Regions from separate parts of the Homo sapiens genome. Here region 2 is linked to region 1. Evidence: chromatin loops called from intact Hi-C (ENCODE). Cell type or tissue: IMR-90. All regions are shown on one strand. Each heading gives the region's core, and the rest is flanking DNA. Links, peaks and the distances in the headings are about the cores only. Region 1 overlaps ADAM12 (ADAM metallopeptidase domain 12). Region 2 overlaps ADAM12 (ADAM metallopeptidase domain 12).

The links. A loop is a pair of places that touch in the nucleus more often than their neighbours do. Peaks named below come from ENCODE experiments on the same cell type or tissue, not always from the same donor. Only the 100,000 strongest peaks of a DNase experiment are listed, where the experiment ranks them.
Region 2: it touches region 1 in a loop (2.1-fold over the local background); 1 of 110 quality-filtered maps calls a loop at or near these places.

What each region holds. Positions count from the first base shown.
Region 1 is chr10:126,363,197-126,373,215 of GRCh38, forward strand. The region is part of intron 1 of ADAM12 (ADAM metallopeptidase domain 12); the gene reads right to left. Among named protein-coding and RNA genes, the nearest start is that of ADAM12, 20 kb to the right of the region's middle. In IMR-90, for the core only: no CTCF peak of the experiment used is centred there; no DNase peak of the experiment used is centred there.
Region 2 is chr10:126,310,542-126,320,560 of GRCh38, forward strand. All of the region lies in intron 2 of ADAM12 (ADAM metallopeptidase domain 12), which reads right to left. Among named protein-coding and RNA genes, the nearest start is that of ADAM12, 73 kb to the right of the region's middle. In IMR-90, for the core only: no CTCF peak of the experiment used is centred there; a DNase peak (open chromatin) is centred at 5,440.

The DNA.
Region 1 (10,019 bases), core at 1,190-9,189:
AAAGATAAGTTATCTCAACTGGTTCAATAAGAAATAGCAAAACCAATAAGTCTGTAAGAAGTTCAAAAATCTGTACAAGATTTATGTTCCATAAAGATATTGGGGCCAGATAATTTTAAGAGAGAGTTTTTTAAAGCCCCAATGTGACAGATTATTTTCATATAATTTTTACTGTCCCAAAAAACACACAGTAAAAGACTGGATAAAAGAAACTTTAGGATTATGGCTGATTGCTAAAATTGCTCTAATACTTTACCATCCCTCTATCTGAGCCCCAAGGAGTCCCTTGTCTGGGGGTGGGATATGGCTTTTCCACTCCTGCTCTGAAGAGGTAGAACCTCCTTCCCCAGTTTGCTTCCCTGACATGTCAATGGAATGTTAGCAGGTGGGTCCCAAGCAGATGCTTGAAATGGGCTTGTGTCTAAGGACATGTCTGTTCTTATGCCTCTGCCTTCTCTATGAGAACATGCTGGGTTAGCCTGCTACGGAGATGGGAGAGACATGGAGAAGGGCCTGGTCACTCTATTATACTCAGCAGGCCCATAAACATGGCAGCAAGCCTAACGGAGACCAGACCTGCCCAGCCTAAATCCCTGACTCACAGACACATGAGCGAAAGATGGGTTTTATTGTTTTAAGCCACTGAGTTTGTATAAACAGAGAACTAAGACCACTTTCCTTCCTAATATAGATGCAAACAATCTTAATTAGAACACTAGGGAATTAAATTCAGCAGCATATTAAAAATATGATACACCTTGACAGAGCAGGATGTGTCCCAAAAATATAAGAATATTTTGATAAGGGGAAATCCATGAATGAATATTTATATCAATAAGTCAATTAATATTTTTATCAGGTCACAAGATTTAAAAAGAGAGAGACAAGATATGGTACCTCTGTACATGTCTAAAAAAAGTTAATAAAATTCAGTATCCAATACTTTTTTTTTTAAAAAAATCTATTTGAAAACTAGAAATAGGTTCTTAAAATCATAAACTCACATCTTAAATCAACAGTCAATATTAAAATCAATGGTGAAATATCAGGAGCCTTCCATTAAAACCCAAAACAAAAGAGGAATTATTGCTGTTTGTACACATTTTTATAGCAATTCTTTATGTTTGAGACACTGCAATAAAGCAATAACATTTCAGGGAAATAAATGTTAGAAAAGAAAAGTTATTTATAAGTGATATGATTAGTTACCTAGGAAACCCAAGAAAGTCAACTGAATATCTACTAAAACCAGCAAGACATTTTAATAAACAGGCTAGTCCCAGAATGTGTGTATATAAACTAATACAAGATATATCATTACTAAAATAAAATTGAAAATTGGATCCCATTTATAATGACAAGGGAAGAAAAATAACTAGAAAAATAACACCTAAAAAGTGCTTTGTAATAAATGAATGGTATGCTGTTCATTCCAAATTATGGCTCACAAAAGGGTAGTGCTCATATATAAACAGCTCTTAACAAATCAATTAAAAGAAGACAAATCTTCAATAACAAAGTGACCAAAGGATATGAACTAACAATTTAAAAAAATCAAAAATTATTGATAAAAATAAGGGGGGAAATTAAACTGCATTATTAAGAATTTAAAGAGAACCTCCTTCCCTCAACTCCTCCCTCACCATCCCACCTTTGTCCTTGTTTTAGTGTACATGAATTTCCATTAGATTAATATTCCGGGCCTCCCTCCCTTCCCCTAACTCCCCCAGGTAAAGAATAGTGATGTATATAAGAGTTTGAAAGGAGGAACTTAATTTTGTGTCTCATTTCTTCTGGGATCTCCCTGTCATCCTGGATGTGTCTACAGCACACTCATTCTGGTCTGCCCTTTGCCATATGTTAAGGGATATGACCCTGTTGGGCAAGATACTACATTGTTAATATTATCCAGTATGATTGGTGACTCTCAAATTTGGAAGTAAAACAGTAGTAAGCCTACACAGCCAAAGACCTAAAGCCAAATTCTATGATCAGCTGTGTATTAATAACTGATCATTTGTTCTCTAACATTCTGCTTCCGGTGCCATCGTTTACTTCTGAACCTAAGAGGGGAAGGAAAGTTTGTTTAATAGACTCCTAAGACCCCAACAATAAATTTAAAATGCAAATTAGAATATTTTAACCTAGAAAATTGGCAAAGTAAATATGATAATAATTGGTAACAATAATGCCACTAGCTAGGAATGAAGAAGCTTCAGAGAAACAGGCCAGGAAGAACATAAAGGGGTGTATCAGTCTGTTCTCAGGCTGCTATGAAGAAATGCCCGAGACTGGGTAATTTATAAAGAAAAGAGGTTTGACTCACAGTTCCGTGTGGCTGGGAAGGCCTCAGGAAACTTGTGATCATAGCAAAGGGCAAAGGTGACGAAAGCCACCTTCTTCACAGGGAGGCAGGAAGGAGAAGTGTGGAGCAAAGGGGGAAAAGCCCCTTATAAAACCATCAAATCTCATGAGAATTCACTCACTATCACAAGAATAGCATCGGGGCAACTGCCCCCATGATTCAATTACCTCCCACCAGATCCCTCCCACAACACATAGGGATTATGGGAACTACAATTCAAGATGAGATTTGGGTGGGGACACAGCCAAACCATATCAAGGAGCACAGCGATTGGAAAGCCAATTACAACACATAGCACAAATTTTAAAGGTGCTTACTCCTGTCTTAAATCACCTGCTTTTCAAGTGCAATCCTGCTTACATTTATTGGGATTTCTTTTAGATTCTAAAGTTTATTTATATGGAAAGTAATCAAGAAGGTACAGAACAATTCTGAAAGAATATTATACGAGGTTTAGATCTACCAGGTGTTAGAATTATCAAATAGCAATAATTAAGCATACAGTCCAAGTACAAGAATAGACAGATCAATATAAGTATATAAAAGTGAGAAAAATTGACACAAATATGTATAAAAAAATCTAATAAACAAGGTAGTATTTCAAATCAATGGAAATAAAACAGTCAGTGGTCATAACTGGGTAGTCATCTGAAAAGAGAATGGATTCCTATCCTCACCTTTTGTGTAAAAATGACAGATGAATGAATAATTTAAATACAAAAAATAAAACTATAAAACTACTGTATGAAAACACTGCTTCCATATTAATTCCATGCAGCCTTTTAGGATGTCACAGCAGGATGCGTGATCCTTTCTATAACTCTCTAAGTTAAAGATACATATTCTAATTCCTATGGCAAACACTAAAATATAATAATAAAATGAAGAACTACAGCTAAAAAAGGGAAATATTAAAACTACTCAGTACAAAAGAAAATGGGAAAAGAAGGGAAAAAAGCAAAAACATACTGGGCAAACAGTAAAAGACAGCAAGATAATGAACGTAATTCTCCATAAGAATAATTAAGTGTAATTGGAATAAATATTTCAATTAAAAGGTAGTGACCCTCAGAAAAGATTAAAATGCAAAGCTAATACACACTGTTTAAAAGAATGCACTTTGAGCATAAATATAGATATACTGAAAATTTTAAAAAATGAAAAAAATGCTCTGCGCATACATATGCAAACACTAAGCATAGGAAAGCTGAGGTGGCCATATCAATGTTAGTCAAAGTGGACTGTGGGACAGAAATTACTACCAGAGATAAAGAGGAAATTTCATCATGATAAACAGGTCAATTCGTCAAGAAGACATAACAATCCTAGATGTGTATAAACCTAAAAAGAGTTTCAAAATACATCAAGAAGACTGACAGAACTGAAAGTACAAATAGATAAATTGGCAACTTCAGTTAAAGGTGTTACTCCTCTCCCAATAATTGATAGAAATAACAAACAAAAAATATTAGTAAGCTTAATATGAGATTTGATAACACCATCAACTAACTATGCTATTTACGGGACATTACCCTATCCAACAACAGCAGATTTTACATTCCTTTCAACCATTCATGGAATATCCATCAATAAAGACTATAAGCTGGAGTATAAAACAACTCTCTAACAAATGTAAAGATAAAAGTAATAAAGAAGACATAATCTGATTATAATAAAATAAAATTAGAAATTAATAACAAAAATCTTAACATCTCAAATATTCAGAAATTTAAAAACATATTTCTAAATAAGCCACGAGTCATAGAAAAAAATTATGAAAGAATTTTTTAAAATATTTTAAACTGACGATAATGAAAAAATAACCTATACAAATTTGTAATATTCAGCTAAAGGAGTACTGCACCAGGGATATTTGTATTTCCAAATGGCTGTACTAGAAATTGAGAATGTTATGTTAATATTCTAAGTAAGGATCAACCAAAAGCAGCTAAAGAGCAAATCAAAGACAAACTAGAAGAAAAGCAACAATAAGTAGCAAAAATCAATAAAATAAATAACAAAAGAAAATCTTTGAAACCAAAGTTGGTTGTTTGCAAATATTGATAAAATTGTTAAATTCCTAGCAGGATGAAAAAAATGAGAAAAAAATCATAATTTACCAATTTTAGGAATTAAAGAGGGGTACGTCATTACAGATAATACAGGCATTAAGTGATAAGAAAATATTATGAAACATGTTATGCCAATATGTTTGTTAACTCAGATGACATGGACGTATTTTTTGAATCTCCAGGCCCAGATAGCTACACTGAATAATTCTATTAGACATTTAAGAGAGAAATAATAACAATCTTATACGAACTCTTTCACAAAATACAGAAAGTGAGAAAACCTTAACTTATGAGGCCAGTATAACCCTGATACCAAAACTAGACAATAATATAATAAGAAAAATAGCACTATCTCTTATAAAAACAGACATAAAATCCTTAAAATATTAGGTAATAAACCCAGATCTGTCTCTATATGTACATAAATGTATATGTGTGCATGTGTATGTGTGTATATATATAAACGTGTGCATATAAGTATATGTATGCATGTGTGTATATATATGTGTGTATGTGTATATATAATATAGGATAAACAACAAATGAATGGGCATACTAATTTGTGAAACCTAGGTAGGTCTCATAGTTCATATTCCCAGGACTACAACTAATCAGGCTACCCAGTTGTTATTTATATTAAAACTCTTCAGAAACATAAATTTCATTATTCCTTTGATAACTTAATTCACTGTTTTATGATCCCAGCTTAGATTGTGTGATTTGTTTTTTTTTTTTTTTTTTTTACAAAGGACTGAAGTCAAACCACCAAAAGAAAAATGTATTGTAACAACAAATAGGGTACAACTTTAAGGAATGTACTTTTAAAATTACTATGAGTTTATCAATAATAACCTTTCATGTTAAGTCTTCCAATTTTTGTACATAAAAATGATTTTCATCAAACCACTGAAACTATCCATTGTGGATGTAAATAAAATAACCAAGTTCAATGTAAGAAAGCAGCATAAAACAAAGTAAAACTTGTGATTTGCAAATCAGCCTGATGTAAGTTTGTTGTTGTTGTTGTTTTTTTTTGCCTTTGTAGTTGCAGAAGGTGAGCTCTGTTTTAGAAGGAGTCATTTCATTCCCCAATTGAATTTTTACTCATTTAGGCTAAAATCACTTCAAAAGTTTAAAATGAGGGTAGAGGAAATAAAAAGGAAAAAAAGTAAACATATAGTTAAGTTTATCATCACCAGATCACTAAATGCTAGCTATAGAATATCCAAACCCAAGCAAATGCATAGAGTTCTTCATGCCCATCCTCGCATCTGTACATTTCTCAGGGAGATAAGAACAAGCTAAAATTAATAGAGACCTCTTGCGATTTTTATTAGACTATCAGCTCACATTTTCTACCCAATATGAAAATTAGCATCCATTACAGCATCATAGTATTTCCAAAAGATGTTCCTTTAAGATGTTCCTTTCGTATCACTAATATATACTAACTACCTTTTCCATATCAAATATTTGGATACATGGTATTTTTTTTCAAAAAGACTTTCCAAATGTGAAAATTCATTTACATGAAAGGTTGTACAAACACAAAAAATTTAAGAGTAGAGCTTTAGTGAATCACATTTGTTGAAATGAAAAAGCAGCACACCAAGTGGGACTATTTACTCATCATGCCAATATTTATTGAGCAGCTGTGATGTGCTAGGCACGGGGGACCCAACAGAGAATAAGATGGATGTGGTCTCTGTCACCACAGAGCTTAAATTCTAACCTAGAAGACAAACCGTTGATTAGAATGTGATAAGTGCTCTGACAGAGACATAGCATTTTGAGAACATTTAGCAGGGGGACCTTTCCTTGACTGGGGTTGGGTGGGAAGGACCAAGAACCGGCTGCCTGTGAGGAAGTGAAGTCTAAGCCAAGGAGGAGTTCAGCCAAGTGTTGGAGTGAGAGTGGGAAAAGAACTGTCAGGCAAAGGCAATGAAGACACTGCAGTAAAAGGACATGAAACAGCTAAGCAACAAAAATGCAGAAACAGAGCCACCTTACCAATCAGATGCTGCTGCCAGCTCCAGGACTTGTACATAGTGAGTGGACACCTCTGAAAACAGACGCTTTCACCTGTCAAAGCCATTCCTGGTATTTACAATGCTGATTATCTAATTAACTCACTGTGCTAGACTGTTGAGATGGTTCCCAGTGCCCCCGCCTCCTGGTATTCACTCTCATATGTAACCCTGGTAGGGTTAGAATTAAGCAAGTCACTAGGTTAAGAGACTTAGTGACTTGTTTTTAACCAGTAGACTATAGCAATATTCACAGACCATGATTGGATTATACAACTTGTGATTCTGTCTTATTTGCAGATTATATTGCCTTCTCAGTCTGCAGGCCTTGATGAAGCAAGCTTCTATATTGGAGAGAATACTGATTAGGAAAATGGGAACCAGCTAGGAACTGAAACCTTCAGTTCAACAACTCAAGGGACTGAATTCTGCCATGTTTCTGTGAGCTTGAAAGCAGATCCTTCCCAGTTGAGCCTTTGAATGAGATCCAGTCCTGGCTAACATCTTGACTGAAACCAGTGAAAGAAGCTGAATTAGAGGACCCAGATAAGTTGTGCCTAGATTCGTAACCCACAAAAGCTGTGAGATTGTACACAGGTGTGATAGTAAGCCACTAAGTTGTGGCAATTTGTCATACAGCAATAAATAACAAATGCACTCATGCATGTGCATTTATCATGTTTACAAGTATTTTCTACAGCCATCATAGGTAGCAGTTATTAGGTTGAGTCCTGCATTTTATTTGTGAGAGGAAACAGAAGATAGTATACTTAATTATTAAACAGTAAGTTTCTCCTTCAGGAAGAATAAATTTTAGCTGGTAAGTCCACATGTTCCTTTGATGCGAAAATGAAAGGTCAGAGATACCAGGCCCTGCAAATGGGTCTCCAGTCCTGTTTTTCCTGCCAGTCCTTGCAGGTCAGAGCCCACAGGACAAGTTCCTGGGATTCACACAGCTAAAGACTCAAGTATTGTTCTATCTCAGTGTCTTCCTAGGTTCTCTCCTCAAATCCCAATGTCCCAAGATAAACACAAGCTGAGATAGCTGCAAAGGGTCTGGAGTATGGAAGAGTTCCTGGACATCATAGGTCCTCCCTTGGCAGCCCAGTGGTTTAGCATGTGGGCCCTGAAAATCAACTGCCTAGTTCAATCCTGGCTCAGCCTCTTATAAGATGCAAGGGCTAAGGCAAATCATGAGTTCTCTATGCCTTAGTTTCTTCATCTGTAAAATGGAAATAATAATGGCCCATACCTCTAAGGGCCATAGGGATATTTTAACCACATAATTCATGTAAAGGGATTAGTCGAGAGTCTGCTGAATGTTTTGTTAAATGCCGGTGTCATCACTATTAGTTATTCGTGTAAGTCCCATTTCTAGTATATTCCCTATTTGTGCAGTAATTCATGTGCATAATCTCAGCTGCGTCACCTTGTAGCTGTATAACTGCACAAGCTGAATGTCCTAGCCTTGGCTTTCCTATCTGGAAGAAAGAGTGGTCATAGTGCCTGCCTCCCAGGGCATGGTGAGAATGTATGAGAAGCTACTGAACCAGTGCTAGCACAGAAACCACACAGGCAAAATCCCTTTATGGAATTCCTCAATTCTATCCTATGAAGAAAGAGCAATTACCACTCAGAAATGTGATTGTTTTCCAGGTACACAGATAAACCTGTCACCAGGAGCCCTTGGGTGTTGTCTGATCATGCACTGAACTGAGTAAACATTTTAGAAAATTCATTTGCTGCTGTGCAAGTCAGAAGATAATGGTAGCTGCAACTTAGTTTCAGAAAGATTCAGATGAACAATCTTAGTAGTGTGGGAGAGATCTTTCCATTCACTTACGTTTTGCTGTAAATTGGGAAAACACCACCAATATTTGGTCTTAGAGTGGAACATTTCTGTCAGATTCTGGATGTTCTAAATGTGTACTGTTTAGAGCCACAAGGATGTAGAGTGCTTAACGGGCTTTACTGCTGCAATCACCTGCTCTAACTGGTAATTAAGATATAAGTCAAGAGCTTATGTGTCTGCTTCACCCACAAATGTGAGGTTCCTATTTCTGCAGCAATTCTTATTCATGCCAACCCAATACCCTGAGAGGCATGTTAAATTTTATTTGCCTTGCCATTCTACGCTTATCCTCCCTCCCACATCTCTTTCTCAAAAAGCCAGTGGAAGCTGAAGGCTAGGAAAATTCATGCCCCTGGCCTGGGCATCTGCTACCATTCATTCTCTACAGCCCTTATGCCTAGCCCACAGTGAGTCCCATATAGCAGAGAAGAAGGAAACTGGTGACCATTTTGTGTGCTATAAGTAAATGATATTTGAAAGAGTTCACATTATTAACACAATCTCAAATAGTCCTGGTTAACAGAGATGCCCCTAATGGTAGACTGATAAACAACAAAGATGGAAACATGAGATTTAAGGTAGGAGAAAAACGAATAGAAACTGCCTTCCTCTCCCAATTCTCTGCCACCCCCTCTGTCAAGCTTTGGGATTAACTTGGATACCCATCTACCATGAGCAGAAGGGGACGGTGGCTCATGGATGCTGAGAACTTGTGCCGTTCAAGGCATGAGGACAAACCTCAGCACTGAATGAACATATGAACAGTGATACCATGTGCCCCCTGTACCATCAAAAGAGAAGACCTTAAATTACAAAACACATTCCCCAACCTCTCCCTCATTTGGAATTCACCACAACCCAGGGAGGTAGGCTGCATCCTTGCTCATTGTTGACAAATAAACTAAGTTCAGAAAGATTTAGTGGGTTCCTCAAGGTCACACAGCCATAAAGAGGCCAAGCCAGAACTCAGAGCCACTTCTCACTCCAAGTCCAGAATTCTGGCCATGATCCAAGCCACCTGTCAATTTTATAACTACAACGCCAGAACACACAGCACTCTTGACCCACTAAATCCATAAGGAAGTAACATCAGGGGAGATAAGCTGAAGAAATCTCATTATTTTATGTCACTGAAGTCCATAAGAGAAGCAGATGCTTCTACTAGGAGCTTTTGTGCTTGAAAACAGTTGTCTTGATTTAGCTTTACAGACCATATCCTATCCCAGCCCTTTCTGCCTCCCTCTTTTGAAATTGCTTTCTCACTGAGCCTCTATAACCAATGGCTTAGTCTTCAGCAGCACTGAGGGAGAAAGAAGGATGATAATCACCTTTTTAAAGGAGAGCAGAGACAAGAAACAGAAAAGAGACTAAAGTATGTGAGAAAAAAGTTTCAAGAGTACCATCTATTGCAGCTGAATAAATTATGCTCCAAGGAGCAGACTCTCCCTACTAAGAAACTGGAAGTAAAGCTTAGTGAATTGAATAGACTAAATCTGACATGTCCAAATTTTAGTGGCAAATCAGGCGTCTGATTTTCCTGTAGATAAATTAGTGGAGAAATCAATCTATATGGAATCATAGCATTCATTCTGAAGGTTACAAAAATATACAAATGAGTGTCTCCATTGTTGGCTTACTCCATTGTACAATCTTCTTTGTATACTAGAATGTTTAAGTATGGAATGAATTCACTATACACTCCT
Region 2 (10,019 bases), core at 1,042-9,041, 53 kb before region 1:
AAACCCATGGTACACAGCAGCCACTAAAAGCAATCAGCTGCCTCTGAGATGCCTGGTGGCTGAGGTAGGGGCAGAAAGGCAGGTGGGTGCAGAGGTAACAGTATGGAAACTGGAGTGCTAACTCTCAAAATTATGTAAATACCATCATATTGTTTTTAATTATGGATCACTGGGTGGGATGTGTCTCATTATCAATGGGAAGGTACAAAAGAACTTTCTCAGTAAATAAAAGAAGGTTGTAATGCAGAGTAGCACAGGTACAGGGAAATTATTAACATAGTCTCATAGCTGTTTGGTGAGAATGGGACCAAAATATGAAATTGTGCACTATGAGAGGGATGATACATTTTTGTTAAGCATTTATTGTGCAAGGGGATATGGTGGACCCTAAGGAGCAGGAAAGAAGTCCCTGCCTTTAGGGAATGCCAGTCTTCATTAAGGGTCGTTGCAGGGAAAATCTCTAGGATGCCTCCTCTGAGCTGAGCTAATACTAAATCTCCTGCCCACCTTTTTAGTGGGTTATGGGTCTTCCTCATTATACATACACACAAATACACACACACACACACACACACACACACACACACACACACACACCTGCACGCACACAAGCTGCATGAGATATACTCAAAGACTCCTCATTGGTTTTCTGAAATTTAAATTTAACCGGGCATCCTATATTTTATTTGGCAATGCCACATTCCATGCATGTTTGCTGAATAAATACAGAAGTATAACTGGGGCTGGAGTGGGAGGAGAAACCTGGGAGAGGAAAATAATTCTTTTTAAATCTAATCTCCAAAAAACAATTATAAAAAAGTAGCACAGTGCTTAGGGCACAGCACTGGCAGAGCAGATGAGACCTTTGTGGCATAAGGAACATGTATCTGGTCTCTGCCCCCTGTTCCTGGAACAGAACTTCTAAAACCCCTGTAATTTCTCGGGTGACAGGAACGTCTTTTGTTCTAATAAGGTGACTCTTGGTGGGCTCCTGGATGGGGGCTGGTCACCAGAAAGACTGAGCCATGATTAGAAGCTGGGAACTTCCAGCCCACCCCCATCCTCTGGGGAGGGGAGAGGAGCTGGAGCTGGAGTTAAAAATCGATAATGCCAAAGTGATGAAGCCTCCATAAACATCCTGAAAAGAGGAGATTCAGGTTTCAGAGTGGTGAACACATCCATGTGCCAGGAGGGTGGTGCACTGCAACTCCACGGGGACAGCAGCTCCCACGCTCAGGACCCTCTAGACCCTGCTCTATAGGCACCTCTTCATCTGGCTGCTCATTGGTGTCCTTTACCATATATTTTATAATAAAGTAGCAAGACTAAGTAAATAAGTGAGTCCCGAGTCATTATAGCAAATTATTGAGCCTGACAAGGGGGTCATGGGACCCCTTCACTTGTAGCCAAGTCAGAGAGAAGTGTGGGTCACCTGGGGACCCTCTATTTGCAATTGGCGTCTGAAGTGGAGCATCTTGTGGGATGGAACCCTTTGCCTGTGGGGTCGGTGCTAACTCCAGGTAGTCAGCATCATAACTGAACTGTAGGACACCCAACTGGTGTCCAAAGTTGGAGAATTGGTTGGTGTGGAAAAAAAAAAAAAAAAAAAAACCCACGTTTGGTGACCAGAAGTGAAGTATAAGCGTCAAGACCACGGTTTGCATTTTCTGTACAGCTGCAATGAGACGACGTCAGAGAGGCTGTGAGAAACCCATGGCAGAGCACCAGCGGGGGACACAAGATGGGTGCAGAGGGAACCCGACAGCGGGGCCTTCCAAGCACACCTGCTCCTTCCCTCTCCAACACCTGGGTTCTGTCTTCCACAAGCTCCAGAACAGCAAGTCCTGAAGTGAGAACCTGGCCGTGCCTCTGGATGAATGTGACTTAATTTAGGTAGTTGTCTCCCTTCAACAAACCAAACACAAGAGAAGAAATGCTGTGTGTGGCTGGATGGTCCTGACTATGTGGTTAATGAGATATGGATGCCGTGTGGTCAGTGGAGTCTGGGTGGTCAGGGAAAGCTTCAGGGAGGAGGCAGGCCTGTGGGGAGCCTTTAAGGAGGAGGAGAACATAAATAGGCAGAAGTCTCTCTGAATTCGTTGTAATTAAACCTAAACACTAAGCCAAACATGATATCAAGATTGTGGCTGGCTTTATTAAATACTGTTTATGTTGTAGACTTTGCCCTTCTTCAGCAGCAAGCAACTGCCTTCTCTTCTCTTGTTAGACAATGGTGCCGTCAAACCCGGGGACATCAGCACATCTCAGGCGCTGACAAACCAGGAACGATGCCCTCTCATCGCAGCCACATATGCACGTGAACATATGTGAGCCACATCGCCAAAGCTAACAGGTAGTTATGGTCAAGTCTTCAGATTTTGCAGTTTCTTCTTTTACTTTTCAGTAATACATTATTACTTACTTGCATAAATTAGCCATGTTGGTTCAGATGAAGAGACAACATCACACGTTGCTACTTTGCTTACAGTTTCTTTGCAGCAGAAATGCAGAGCAGCTTGGCTGAAAGGTCCCAGCCTGAGGGTCTCTCATGAGGGTGCAGTCATCACCTGAGCCTGCAGCTTGGCTGGGATGAAAGGACCCACTGCAAGATGGCACCCTAGTATGCCTGGCAAGTCAGCGCTGGCTGTCGGCTTTCCATATGGTATCTCCACAGGGCTGTTTAAGTATCTTCATGGCTCAGCAGCTGGTTTCCCCCACCAGTTGAGAGGGCCAAGAAACCAAGGTGAAAAGTACAATGTCTCCTATGACTTAACCTCAAGGTCACACACTTCTGCCTTCTTCTATTGGTGACCCAGACCAACCCTGCCTCACAAAGGAGAGGGCCTTGGAAGGGCAAGGATCACCTTGGAAGCTGGCTATCACAAAGCCCTTGAATTTAACTTTGAAAATGCAAAGTATGGGGTCAAAGTCTCCCACCTGGGAAACAGAACATTTTAAGATCTCATATGGAATAGCCAGACATATAAGATGACCATATAAAAGGGTGGAAGAGAATACATACACCTCATCAACACCACCTGCTTCAAGGTGTGAGCCCCATCCATCCATCTGTCCATCTGTCCATCCAGCCATCTATCCATCTGTCCATCCGTCGATCTGTCTGTCTGTCTTCCCACCTGCCCTTCTATCCACCTACACATATATCACTGGTATTTATCACAGAAGCTTCTGTGGTCAACTCTAGGAAAAAGTGGTGAATAAAAAAGATAAGTCTCTCTCCTCATGGGATGGACAGTTAAGGCTGAAAGGCAGACATTAAACGAGGACATAAACAGATAAAGAAAATGGTGAGGCAGAGCGTGGAAGAAACAAAGAATAATTACAGCAACCAAGCGAGTGGGCATCTGCTTAAATGAGATAATGAGGGAAGGAAGACTTCCCTAAGGAAGGGGTTTTAAGGCAGAGACGAGAAGGGACTCATTCACCATGCAACTAGATGGGGTGCTGTAGGCACTCACGGATGGAGGTCAGGAACAGGCATTCCCAAGGACATTCCCAGGGCTCTCCTGGACAAAAGCCAGAGGAGGAGCCAAGCCAGGAATAAGATGAGAAGCCAAGTGTGGAGGATGAGGCATCACCACCGACCTGAGCAGGTTGGCAGGAGTAGCGTGGTCTGAGGACTGCTGGAGGAGCTGAGGGTGGGGCAGGAAGTAAGCTTGGAGAGAGGGACATGGACGCAAGTCCCACAACCATGGGAAAAGTAGCCAGCTCGATTGTTAGAGAGGAGACCAGGTGTCCCTGGTGAGGGAGAGCAGAAACCAGCTGGGGATGCTGTGGGGTGAGGATATGGTGTGAGGGGGGTGCTCCAAAGGGAGTTTCAATGCAGACAGAGTAGGGCACAGGGAGTGTTAGGGCTGCAGGCCAACGTCTGGCTGCCCTTTGGAACATCACCTCAATGGGGCCACACATTAAGAAGTTCTGCTTTGAATTTGGGACAAATTTTGGGAGCACCCTCCACTCATAAATGAGACACACTCAAATCAATCAAGAGATACGACATGGACATTTTCAGGAAAAGAAGATTTGTCTGAGAGCCCATTGTCTATATAAAATTTTCAATACTCTATTTTCAAACCTTGTCTAAAATTACACCCCCAAAATGTCACTTGACTACTCAGAAACCTTCAGTGGCTCCCCATTGCCTTCAGAATTGAAGTCAAGCCCCCAGCATGATATTCAGGGCCTTGTTTAATCTGAAAACTCCTCAACCCAACCCCAAATCTAGCTGGAATAGGTACTTAATAGTCACTTGCAAACATAAACAGAGGACTGGAACTTGCCTCTCAGAGCACAGTCAATGCAGAGCCTCGTTCAAAACCCCTGCTATGAGGCTTTCTATGGAAGGAAAGGGAGAAGCGGGGGTTTCAGCAGACTGCCCCAGTTTGTACAGAAGCTAGGACTGGTAAGGTAATTAACGTTCCTTCTCATTTGGGCCTGAGATGCAGGGCAAGGAAACGGTAAGCATGCCGCTCCAAGTCACTGCATTTGAAATGAAACAGTTAAACTCATTTGCCGTCATGGTTGCAAGAGCTTCTTGAAAGGAGTTGCTCTGAGGTTAATGAGCATGATAGGTCAATTCTATGTGTGCTGAAATTCTTGGAATCTGAAAACATGGCAGTTGTAGCTAGTCAGCTTTCACTGAAAAATGTACATGTGTTGTCTTCGAGGGTATTTACTTAACTAAAGACGTACGTTTCCACAGCTTCTGGACATTTATTTTATAGGAAAAGATCTTTAAAGTTTCTCCAACTCATTTCCCCACCTGCCAACTCTGCTCGCCAGCTCTTTCCTCGTAATGCCTGCTGGAGCCAAAAGAACGTCTCCGTGTTCCTGTCTGTTATAACCAACAAAAATGCATCCAATCTTTTGTATTTGACTTAAGGATGCTGTTTCTGTCCTTTCCAACCGATGGCTCCTTATAACCCTGTCTGGGCAACTGAAGTATGTGGCATAAAAATCAGAATATTAGTTTGATCCTTGGAGCTGGGAGGATGACCAGTTTGTGTTTTGCCCATCACAGGCGTTTCCCATGGCAGCTGCATTCCCAGAAACACTTCCAGACTGAACCAGACGAGGCTCAGTACCTGCCAATGAAACAGCAGGCTGGAAACTCAGTCTCTGGAGCTCCACCGAGACCGTTCTGGAGATCAACCTCACAAAGCTCCCTTCTCTTTTTACTTAAAACTGCAAGGCAAGGGTGTCTGTAGATGTGTGATTCTTCACTTTTCCACAGCAGATCCAGACATGAAAATCGCAGGACAGCAAATGCCCACTCTCAATGCTCTTTATAAGCAAAGACACAGACATGGGCAGCTAGTGTCTGGCTGACCGACAGCTCCCAGCGATCCGATGCATTCCCACGAAGTCCACTTATGAGATTTGCCTGTGTCAAGGAACACTAAAACCAGCAATAACTTTTGGCAATGCAAACGCATTCCTATTAGCTGAATAGGCACGACCAGAGATTATATGCCCCCGTGGTCTTGTTTTGAACTACAAAAGAAGGAGCTGGATTTCAAAGGAGATATGATAGAATTTTTTACCCCTGATGGGCTCTTAACTCTTCCTTATGTTTGTAGTGCAGGAGGAGTTAACATTTCTAAGAGTTCTGTTTGAGCAAGTTGCAAAGTAGCTCTGAAATGAAATGGCCAGTTTTAATGCAGTTTTTAAAAGGGCAAAATATCTCTATCACTTAGCACAGGGCCTGGCACATAAAGGATTCTCAATAAATATTTGTTGATTAAATGAATATACAGAAAGGACTCAACAGAAAAGCAGGGTAATCTCTAATCGTAATTTCTTCCCCCTCAAAAGTGTTAAGTCAAAACTCATGGAGATAATTCCACCCAATAGTATCCTAGGCAGGGCCTCCGCCCTCAGCAGCTGAGCAGGTTTAGAGCCATTCAACTCTAAGCCCCAAGTTGCGCAGGGCTCAATTTACATGGCTATACATGTAAATTGATGAAAACATACACCTGATGAGGTGTTCAAGGTGGAAAAATTAAAGAAATTGGTTGGGCACGGTGGTTCATGACTGTTATCTCAGCACTTTGGGAGGCTGAGGCAGGTGGATCGCTTGAGCTCAGGAGTTTGAGACCAGCCTCAGCAACATGGCAAAAACCTATCTCCACAAAAAATAATTTTTTAAATTAGCCAGGGGTGATGGTGCACTGATTGTGCCACTGCACTCCAGCATTGGTGACAGAGTGAGACCCTATCTCAAAAAAAAAAAAAAAAAAGAAAAGAAAATTGTTAAAAGTCTACAATAGCTAAAATAGCATTTTCCAAGTGGTATAATGTGTTCCCCCATGACAGACAAATACATTTTAAGAGGTATACAGCACACTTCATTTTAATCAGTTTTAGTGTTTGAGAAAAAAAATCACTAAGTATCTCAAGCATGTATAAGCTATTCATATGATAAGCTGTAATATTAATGATGTGATTGCTTTTATAATTAGGTTAAATTCACGCTGGTGGGTCCTGGGTGACTGAAGTTTGAGAAACATGGATGCAAACTATGTTGCCTCCATATACAGAAACATCACCGCGAGTCCATCAATGATGGGAAGTGCTGTACCTGTGATGTTTCTGCAATTGAGCGAATCCACCCACAGCCCTTCTGAGGAGTCCTTCCTGAGACACCTCTGGGGTGGGACCTGCCAGGTGAGGCCGAGGAACACAGCCAAGCTAATGGCTCCCATGGAAACGGGAAATCTTAATAGAGACCCAATCCACAACCCTGGATCTCAGTAGCTCTGTGCTCTCACCAACTCTGTTTTGGGTTTTTGACCAAATCTTTAAACAATATGCTTGGAAAATTAGTAGGTTCAAGCAAAAAGAAGACCCTTAGTACCTCTGCTGAGTAAAAAGTGCATATGGCAGACATTATGCCAGCTGAATGAAACATTTTGTGTGCCAACTTTAGAAAAGGGTCAATTTAATTTCAAGTAATTAGCAGAAAGGCAGCCTTGAGGCATGGATCAATGCAAGGAATGTGAAATACCAGAGCTAGGTCAAATACTGAAGAGTTGGGAATTAATTTTTTTAAGAAATGTTTTTTTCCCCCAGGGAAAAGAGCCTAATGATTAGGTTTCTAAGTAATTGATTTAACTTATTGAACATAGCTATTTTATTTATGTCTATAGGTACATCCATAAAGAGCCAAATTCCTGGCATATTTCCTTTTATACCATTTTATTTTATTATTTTTTGAGATGGAGTTTTGCTCTGTCACCCATACTGGAGTGCAGTGGTGCAATGTTGGCTCACTGCAACCTCCGCCTCCTGAGTTCAAGCAATTCTCCTGCTTCAGCCTCCCAATTTTATGCCATTTTAAATTAATTATGTGAAAAGATAGGGTGTGTCTCAGCCATGAGCCAGCACTTGAGATCTGTTTCTTTTATAATCTACCCACAGCAGACATACACATATATTTCCCACACTCTGTCAGCTGAGAAGGCCTAGAAGCAATGACTGCCCAGTAGCAGTGAGCCTATCTAGTACCTAGAGTCTCTAATACCATTCTCCAAGGAATCGGGCTCGTGGAGAAATGGCTGACTTTAGGACAGGTACAGGAAATATACCAGATGAACCCAGTGCAGCTTGCAGTGCCAGAAAGGAAGGAAGTGCTAGAACACACACACACACTCAACAGTCATACCATCTCTCTCACACACACTCTCACACATTCTTATACATTCCCATACACTTTCACACACTCAAACTCACACACTAATGTACACCCACACACTCACATATACTTTCACACACAAACTCACACACATTCACACTCTCTCACTCGCATACATCCACAAGCTCAGAGTCACTCTGTCATACACAAACACACACACATTCTAACACACAGATACACTTTCACATACATTCAAACTCATGCAGTGACATTCACACTCACACATTCACACATTCTCAGAGCCACACTCTCTCACACACACTCATTCTAACACACACTTTCACACACACTCAAACTCACATTCACACTCACACACTCACATACACCCACACACTCTCTCACACACCTTCACACATGCATCCATGGGTGTATGTCAAAGAGACACAGGAGCCAGTGAAAAGAACTCTCAATAGCCAAAGTAGGAACAATTTGAACAATAAAATAAATAAGAGTATTGGATTATATTCTAAAGTATAAAATAAATACCTGTATTAGTCTACTCTCACACTGCTAATAAAGACGACCCAAGACTGGGTAATTTTTAAAGGAAGGAGATTTAATTGACTCACAGTTCCACATGGCTGGGGAGGCCTCACAATCATGGCAGAAGGCGAAGGGGAAGCAAGACACATCTTACATGGTGGCAGGCAAGAGAGCATGTTCAGGGGAACTGCCCTTTAAAAAACCAGCAGATCTCGTGAGACTTATTCACTATCATGAGAACAGCATGGGAAAGACCTGCCTCTGTAATTAAATTACCTCCCACCAGGTCCCTCCCACAACATGTGGGGGATTGTGGGAATTACAATTCAAAATAAGATTTGGGTGGGGACACTGCCAAACCATATCAATAACCATAAGACCACATTAATGTCGTTAAATGATTAAAAACATAAATAGGGAGCACAGACAAATCTCACATGCATGAGAATTCCAAATAATGGATGCAGCTACCTCGCCATCCAGGGGTGCAGCGTAACTCCCCACTCCTCAAGTATGGGATGCGCACAGTGACCTCCTTCCAGGCAACACAGCATGGGAAGGGGGAAAAAGGAGCTTTGTAAGTGGAGAAACCCAGCAAACACAACCTCAGCCAGGTGCTGAAGCACCTACAGATAAGACATATGCACAGTATGTCCCCTTGATATGGTGTAACAAGATGGGGAATTTGCCTCTGTGATCTGCTGCCCAAAACAGACAAGCCCAGTCCCATCATGAGAAAAACGCTGGAAAATCCCAGCTGAGGGCCAGTCTATGCCACACCTGATCTCTACTCCCCAAAACCGTCTAGGTCATCAAGGACAAGGAAGGCCCAATAAACCGCCACAACCAAGAGGAGCCTTCAGAGACACGACACTGAACACGATATAATGTGAGGTCCCAGATGAACCATCAGAAAACGAACATTGAGTCAAAGCTAAGAAAATCAGAATAAGGTACGGACATTAGCTCCTAATAATCCACTGATAAGGGCTTGTTAATTGTGACAAGTGTAACAACAGGGGAGACTTGGTGTGAGGTACATGAGAACCATACTATCTTTGCAATTTTTTTATAAATTAAAAATTGTTCTTATATAAAAAGCTTATTTTTAAAGATCTAGCAAGAGCAGTCTTGGGAGGATGGAAGGGTGGGAATTGACTTTTATTCTTCCTTGCCCCAAATCTCTAATGGGCAGATTTCTCTAAACACATGTAGTCTTGGGAGACACGTGTTTCCTTTTGACCATTTACGTGTGGTGCCCACCATGCATTCTCAACGGGGATGAGCAAAATTGGTACTAGGAAGGGGACGAAAACCTTCGCTATTACAAAGGTTTTTACCCTCCAAAGTTTAGCTTAGCACAACCCAATAAAATCTTATTCCTTAGTGTTCAAGTTCTCTTGTTAGAAAGAAACTAAATTTAAATTCATTTAGTTTTTCTCTTTAGGCAGGCGGTAACAAAAAATGCTGGTAAAACACTAGTGTGCACCACCAACAATGCATGTCTTCCTCACATTCTCAGGGACACGTGCAAGACACAAGAGCATGAGGAGTGTCTTAAATATATCCAAAAGGAAATTCTTCCCACAGCGGCTCTCTATGCAGGCATATGTTACATTCTACAACGGTGCTGTAGTCAAGCGTTGTTTTAATATAATTTTATATACGTGGTTGCAGGCACTGTCAGGATAGGTATAAAAATGTTTCTCACTTTTTAGGGAAAGAATAGGAGGATTTAAAAAAATCTGAACTTTACATTTTGGTTGAACAAAAACATCTTCATCACTATCACAACTACTTATTGAGTGATTATTAAGGAACG